Linked DNA regions of Homo sapiens: all the other regions are linked to region 3. A link is an interaction called in ENCODE POLR2A ChIA-PET data of the cell type or tissue named here. Cell type or tissue: OCI-LY7. All regions are shown on one strand.

Region 1 (2,500 bases), 340 kb before region 3:
GGGAGACTGAGGCAGGAGAATCGCTTGAACCCGGAAGCAGAGGTTTCAGTGAGCCAAGATTGCACCACTAAACTCCAGCCTGGGCAACAGAATGAGACTCTGTCTAAAAAAATTAAATAAATAAATAAATATTTTAAAAAGAAGAATACAAAAGAGAAAAGAAAAAACGGGGAGTAAAAGGTGGCTGGGCCAGAGGAGGGTAGCAGTTTTGGGGTGAACGTGGAGTTCCAGAGAGTATCAGGGGACTGGAATTAGAGGGTGAAACGGGAGTGACTAGAGATACAGCTGGGAATTAGAAATTGGATCCTCCTAAACGTTCTTCAGAAGATTCAAGGCTGAAAATTACTCTTCAATTATTTACTCTGTTTCTGTAAGTGCATCTTCAGATGCGACCCAGCTCCAAGTCAGAACTGTGGGGGTCGAGGATTCTACAAGGTTGCCTTGGGTGAGTGGCTTTTATTTGTATTGATTAATTATATCTGCCACTTTGCAAAAAAGTGACTTGAGGTGAGGCAAGAACATTTAATCTCTCTGAATCTCATTTTCTTCCTCTGACAAATTGGGCTCCTGACACCAGGTGAGAGGTGTCCAGGTATCCTGGTAACCAGGTCTGAGGCTGTGGAAATTAAATAAGAACACGTGTGAAGCGCCAGCACAGTGCCTGGGACCCAGTAAACCTCCGGAACTGCTGGCCCTTCCCCAAAACAACTTGCCATTGTTCCCAGCACAAAGAAATGATAAAGGCTTGAGATGATGTATATGCTAATTACCCTGATTTGATCATTACACATTGTGTACATGTATCAAAATATCACACTGTACCTCATCAATATGTACAATTATTATGTATCAATTAAAATAATAATAAAAGAAAGAAAAAATTGGAAACAACCCAAATGTTCTTCAATTGCTGAATAGATCAACTGTGGGTTTAAAAAAATCCCAAAACTTGGTCATCTAGTGGAATCCTGTGACTGTTTAAAATGCAATAATAGGGTAGAGGTTCCCTGAAAGCAGAAGCCCTCTATAAGTACAAGTTGTTATTGCTGTCTTTATTATTATCTTAAAGTGCTTTGCAGCCATGGAAGTTGACAAAGGAAATGTAATAACAGCTTCTCCAAGAACTTCAAGTATTCTTATGCATTATCCAAATCTCTCTAACGTCTGGGGAAAAGGGTTGGAGAGGAAAGGGAGGGAGTTTTAGTCTTTATCCCTTAAAGATGCTGTCAAGGGAAGGAATGACTCACTATGTCTACTTCTACCTGAAACACTCAGGCTCATGATAGAAAGGCCAGGCTCATGATAGAAAGGCCAGCCCCAGTCTGGCTCAGAAGTGATGGGACTGCGGCTTCAGCCCACCTATTTGGACTCCTAAGTAAGAGTTTTTTGCACCATTCAGCACAGCCTAACAAGCAGGGCACAGAGCTGTATAGACCAGGCTGTAACCATAAATAGCCACACACACGTGTGCAGCACACACACACACACACACGAGCCTTATTGTCCATTTGGCCTGGGGCCTCCCCTGCCACGGCTGCTCTGCCAAATGGGGAACCAGAACAGAACACGAATGGGCCTTTATTAACCCAACAATGAAATTTTCCGAGAAAACATCCCAGCCCAGCCGATGGCCCAGTTGTAGCTGACCAGTGACAGGAGCCACTTGGGCAGACCACAGAGGTACCCACCACCCCTTAATCCCTGCCAGCCTCTGCTCCAGAGAAAATCTTGATCTCATTTAAGACTTTTCCCCAGGGTCAAAGATGTGTGTGAAATGAGGTCTCAAGTTCATTTGTACCTGATTTGCATATGACTAGCATATTTCTTCACAGGCTTTGAGACAGTCACTTCTATCTCTTCCCCACCCACCCTCAAATCCTGCCCCTCCTCCTGGGCCAGGAAAAGCCTGCTTTTGTCCCCATGTGCCTGACAGCCACTTTTGTGATCCCTGTGCATGAATCCTGGCCATCACCCAGCAAGTACAGCCTCATCTGAACCTGTCACTGTCTCCCAGTGCACTTGCCTCCCTAGCCACCTACTTTCAAAAATGAGAAAAAAAACAAAAAAACAAAAACCCTACCTGCTTTCAAAAATGCCCTTAAAGAATTCTTTGTTTTCTCCATCGATTTCTTCAACACCTTCTACTTGAACTTGCTCATTTGGCTTTCCCTTAGGAGCCTGACAGGGCCCAGAGTCAGGGCCTGGCCCAGGCCTGTCTCATCAGTATTCCAGTCGGGTGCTCCTGTGCCCACCGTCAGCAGTGAGTATGCAGGGGTGGACAGGTGGGCAGTCCTGCCCCGGCCCCTCACCCTCTCTTCCCCTGCAGCCCAAGGTCTTAGCGACATTGTCCTGGTGGGCCCTGCACAGCTAGCCTCACATGGTAACAGACACTCAGCCCCCAGAATAGATACATCATCTAACAAACCATGAGGCAGGAGCCTCACAACCCTTACCCTGAAGGATTTAAGGACATAAGAAGAAAGATATGTCTTGGCTTGTT
Region 2 (2,500 bases), 240 kb before region 3:
GGAATCCCTATATTCTTGGGGTTGTCTGAGCCAGGGCTCATGCCTGTCTGGTGCTTTCAACCAAACCTCTCTCATGGGCTCTGTAAAAGGAACAATCAGGCCATTCTGAATCCCCCAGATCTTGTACCTACCTTTTAGAATTGTCTTGAGAGTGTGTGTGCTGATTCTCCTAAAGTACTTCGTGTGGTTCCTGACCTATAATAAGTGCTTCATAAATCTTAGTCATTATTGTTAAAATCCCAAAGAGTGGTTTTGCTCGAGTCTGAATCCAAAAAGGAAGCTCCAGGTAAGAGGAGAAACTAGAGAACAGGACACAGAAACCATCCTGTGTTTTTTCTATCCTGTGAAACCATCACCATGACACTGGCCTTCCCTCTCAGTGTGGCCTCATCCTCCATGTCCCTCCCTGTAGTCCCCTTAACTGTGAAGTGTCCAGCCTCTCCAGCACTTACTCCCAGGCCCAGCTCCACTTCAGGCAGGCCTGCTGGGGCTCAGAATAGCCCAGCTGCTGTCTCAGCAGATGGCCAGGCTAATTTTAGCCATGTGGTACTCACCCAGGGACCAGGCTGGGCTTTTTAGATTTGAATAAGCCAGTGTGCAACTTTGGTTTAGAGCCAATAACAAAGTTTGGAGCTGTTGTGATCTCTGTGTCTGCCTAGCACTTTATAAGATTCCAGAAATATAATTTTAAAGGATTTTGTTTCTGTGAACCAACAAGAACCCAAGCTATGGAGCCAGCAGGCAGTCAAGCCAGCAGGGTATTGATGGAGGGTGGTGAGAAGCAGATGGTGGCACCAGCTCCTGCCTCTTCTCCCTGATGACAAGCGGGTGGCAGGGCCTCAGTATCCCGGGTGCACTGTGCTCTCACTGCTCTCCTGGCCAAAGTGAAAGAAGGCAGCAGCCAACTCAGCCTCCTGGATCATCCTCTGAACCACTCGTGGGTGGCAGGCTGCATCTTCATGCTGTGGAACAACTGTGGTCCGGAAGAAGTCAGCCAGATGCCAGCAAGAACCTACTCTGGCACTTTCATGTGCAGTCCCTCGAGACAACCTAATGTGAAGTAGGCAGATGTGGAAACAGGCTCAGAGAGGTAAGAGGTCCCAAGAGAGGCTGAGATTGAGCCAGGTTGAGAACGTGTCTTTTCCATTGTGATGTTTCTACCTTATTGTTCTTCATATGTGAAGACTGCCTTTCATCCCAGTTCTTCCAGAGAGTTCAGAGACAACACACAGTGACTCGGAAAGCCACATTCCAGCCTGCCTTCACCTTTCCATGATTAATTTCTAGTTGCAGAAGCAAGTTGACCAGAGAAGACAGTAGAATGAGGAGACCAGACTAGTCATGCTTCCTAAACTGGGTCCATGAACTCTTAAAAGTTGGTTTGGGTGGTCTTTGGGGAATCTGTTTGTCAGTTGAGCTGCTTTCAGCTTAAAAAATAAAAAGGAAAGCCACATTTCAAGAAGTGGGAGCCAGACACTGTGGCTCACACCCGTAATCCCAACTCTCGGGAAGGCCAAGGCAGGAGGATCTCCAGAGGCCAGGAGTTTTAAGACCAGCCCAGCAGCATAATGAAACCCTGTCTCTACAAAAAATTTAAAAACTTGGCCAGGCATGGTGGCTTGTGCCTGTAGTCCCAGCTGCTAGGGAGGCTGTGGTCGGAGGATCACAATCACTTGAGCCCCGGGGTTCCGGCCTGCAGTGAACTGTGATCACATCACATCGCTGCACCAGTCTGGACGACAGCGAGACCTGACTCTAAAAAAACAAGGTTGGGTGCGGTGGCTCATGCCTGTAATCCCAGTACTTCGGGAGGCTGAAGTGGGAGGATCACCTGAGGTCAGGAGTTGGAGACCAGCCTGGCCAACATAGTGAAACCCCATCTCTAGTAAAAATACAAAAATTTAGCCAGGCAGAGTGGCACGTGCCTGTAGTCCCCGCTACTTGAGAGGCTGAGGTGGGAGAATTGCTTGAACCCAGGAGGCAGAGGTTGCAGAGAGCTGAGATGGCGCCACTGTGCTCCAGCCTGGGTGAGGCAACATAGTGAGATTCTGTCTCAATTTTTTTTTAATAAAAATTTTTAAAAATTGATGTTTGCAGCGTTGGTTAATTCTGCTTCTCTGTTTCTCTTGGCTTTTCATGGTTGCCAGATGGCAGTTGGACACCTAGCACCACCATCCAGAGGCAGGAAAGGAGAGTTACCCCCTCATCTTTTACCAGAGAGAAAAACTTTTCTCCATTGTTCCCAATAGTCCTGTCTTCTCATCTCATTGCCTAGGGGTTGGGGCACATGCCTGTGCCCCACAGCTGCAGGAAGGCTGGAGTTAGAGTATCAGGCACGGTGCAGGATGTCAGCAAGGACAAAGGGAGTGAAGAATGTGGCCTGAGAGCGTGTCATGCCCTAGAAATTGTGCACAGAAGCTGAGACACGGGCACTTTTGTGGGTAGTGGGTCCATAAGCCCATCAGATTCTCAGCGGCCCTTGAGCTCAAGGTCTTTAGAA
Region 3 (2,500 bases):
ACTTTGGGGTTTTCCTTTGTATTTATATTTAGCAAGGATTGTGTGCCTAACTCTGCATTAAAATAGCTGATGCTACCAGTCATTGTTCCAGGCCTTTGCACACTGCAGCCTGGCAGGCTTTCTGCAGCCAAAAGTGAAGGCAGCTGGCAGGGCCTGGCCCACCCAAGCCGAGGAGAGGGCATTTATTTCATGGACCTCCCTCACTGAACCCTCGTGGGCGTGAATGCAAACAGAAGCAGGGCACTTTGGGTATGGCTCCGAGCTGGGAAGGCTCATAGGACCAGCCATGCTCAAGGACTTAAGCCTCCAAAACGCGTCTCCTGCTGCCTGCGGCCATGGGAGCTGAGATTCCTCCACTGCATCACCAAGCCTGGCATCTCAGGGAGGCAGATGCTATAGCCAGCTCTGCTCACACTCCCTTGGGGACTCAGCGAGTCCTACCTTAAAATGCCAGAATCTGTCATATCCTCCCTACGGGCCCATTGGCCACCTGGGAGGAACAGGTGTGCCAGTGAAAGGAACAGGTGTGCCAGTGAAAGGTAGAATGGGGAAGGAGCTACAAAGGGGAGGAGGACCCTGGAGTGAGAAGGTTTATGAGACAAACCCTCCCTTTGCCCAGAGGTTTCCAAGTCTTGGCCCTGGTGCTAATGACCTGGTGCCAGTGACTTCCATGCAGAGCTGGACAGAGTCCCTGAGCAGTGGGCTGATAATCCTGCGCAGGAAGGCGGCCATAGGGTCTACCAATGACGTTAGAATACTGAGGAAGAGACAGTGTGATGTCCCTGTGTGCTTGACGACTTAAATTTATCCCCTGGGGACAGTTAGCATTTGAAGTGTCCTTGTCAGGAGCCCACACTCCAGAGGTGGCTATGTCAACTGCTTCAAATGCCTTTATCTAAATATGCACCTGGGGGTGTTAAAAATAGTTTCTTTGGGAAAATGATGGGTGTTCCAGATGTGACTGGCTGGAAAGAGTGAGCAGGCACTTATGCTGGGGAACGAAGATTACGAGTATCTGGCAAACTCCCGCCGCTCCAGCCTAGAGTTCCATCGGTATCTTGAGTTCCCCTTAGTGGGGGGATTCTGTTGGTTGATACCACAGAAGAATATAATTGCATTTGCTTCCAAGGGACTCTTTCTTGCAAGACATGTCAGAAATCCGGGCTCCCGCCGTTGGGCAGCAGCACCGTGACCTCTAGCAGGCTATTTAGCTCCGGCTTCCGCTTCTGTAGATTGGAGATGATGACAATCTTGCCAGGTGGTGGTGAGGGGTAGCCGAGCTTTAAAATGGCAAGTTTCTGCTGCAGCTCCCTCCGGCTGTGTGGCTGGAGCAAGGTCAGCAAGGCCCCGGGCCCCAGGCCCCGCCATCCCCGGCTACCCGAGAGCGCGGTCGCGGACGACTAGCCAGGACGCCCCTAGAGCCGCCCTTCCTTCCTCCGCCCGCGCCGCGCGGGCCACCCGCGGACATCTGGTGGCTAAGCAGCCTCTCCGGGCTGCTGCCTCCTCCGCCCCCGCTCCGGGAAGCCCCGAGCTGGCGCCCTCGCTCTGGTCGCAGCATCCGGGGCCGCCTCTTTCGCCCCGCGCGTGGCTCCGGAAGCAGGTCGGCTTGCCTCTGGGGATCCGCGCGCCTCTGGGGGTCCGCGCCGGCCCTGCCTTCCCCAGTGGTGGCGGGGGTCGGGGGGCGCCCAGGAGGCCCAGGGGCTGCCCCTCGGCCTCGCCGCAAGCGGCCAGCCGAGGCCAGTGGGCCAGGGCAGCTGCAGGCGCCTCCCTCCCCCGCAGCACTGAACTCCCCCGCCCCGCACTCGAGGCGGCTGCCAGGAACTGAAATATTAATAGGCACAAACTTCCTGGAAAGATTTGCGTCCTCAACACAAATGACCCCGCTTTGCCCACTGAAATAAATAAATAAAGGGCAGCTCCCGGGCCAGGCGGCAGAGGAGCCGGGGGGAACTGCCGGGGAGCCGGGGGGAACTGCCGCGAACCCGCCCCCCAGCCCGGCCTCCGCCGCGGCCCACGCGCTCTCCGCACTGCTCTTGGAACGTCCCGCGGGACGCACCGGGCGGAGGGCGCGGGCTCGGGGCTCCCTTTTTTAAGCAGGGCTTGGGCGCGCGCGGGCAGCCTGGACGCCCCGGGTGGTCGCGCGCACGCCCGGCCACGCGCACGCCCCCGCCCCCGCGCTCCCCGGAGCAGCCCCCGCCCGGCCGCGCGCCCGGCCAGCCAGCCCCTGCCCGCGAGTGACGCGCGCGCCTCCCAGCCTGCGGCTCCTCCTCTCCCGACGCAACTGGCCCGCCCTCCTCTGCGCTCCTCCGCCGGGACATCTGTCATTTAGGAACCTCAAAACAAATCTCCACCTGGCGTTTAGAAATGCGATTTGATTTTCAGAGTTCTTCGATATTCGCATCTCCCGGGATTCCCTGGGCAGGGAGGCAGCTGTGGCCCAGGAGGCCAACGCGCCTCTCCTCGCAGCAGCTCAGGAGGAGGTGACAGGCCAGGAAGCCCC

What was found. Peaks named below come from ENCODE experiments on the same cell type or tissue, not always from the same donor. Only the 100,000 strongest peaks of a DNase experiment are listed, where the experiment ranks them.
Region 1: POLR2A ChIA-PET joins it to region 3 with 5 read pairs; 1 of 35 experiments calls an interaction of 5 or more read pairs at or near these places.
Region 2: POLR2A ChIA-PET joins it to region 3 with 5 read pairs; 1 of 35 experiments calls an interaction of 5 or more read pairs at or near these places.

The regions. Positions count from the first base shown.
Region 1 is chr1:226,453,297-226,455,796 of GRCh38, reverse strand. No RefSeq gene overlaps it. Among named protein-coding and RNA genes, the nearest start is that of PARP1, 46 kb to the right of the region's middle. RefSeq lists a silencer at 533-740. In OCI-LY7, no CTCF peak of the experiment used is centred here; a DNase peak (open chromatin) is centred at 1,466.
Region 2 is chr1:226,354,391-226,356,890 of GRCh38, reverse strand. No RefSeq gene overlaps it. Among named protein-coding and RNA genes, the nearest start is that of LIN9, 46 kb to the right of the region's middle. In OCI-LY7, no CTCF peak of the experiment used is centred here; DNase peaks (open chromatin) are centred at 540, 1,040 and 1,670; H3K4me3 peaks cover 2,500 bases; H3K27ac peaks cover 2,500 bases.
Region 3 is chr1:226,109,734-226,112,233 of GRCh38, reverse strand. No RefSeq gene overlaps it. Among named protein-coding and RNA genes, the nearest start is that of LINC01703, 27 kb to the right of the region's middle. RefSeq lists an enhancer at 232-739 and silencers at 1,158-1,207, 1,588-2,047, 2,128-2,227. In OCI-LY7, a CTCF peak has its summit at 1,396; DNase peaks (open chromatin) are centred at 473, 1,463, 1,843 and 2,273; H3K4me3 peaks cover 2,421 bases; H3K27ac peaks cover 2,086 bases.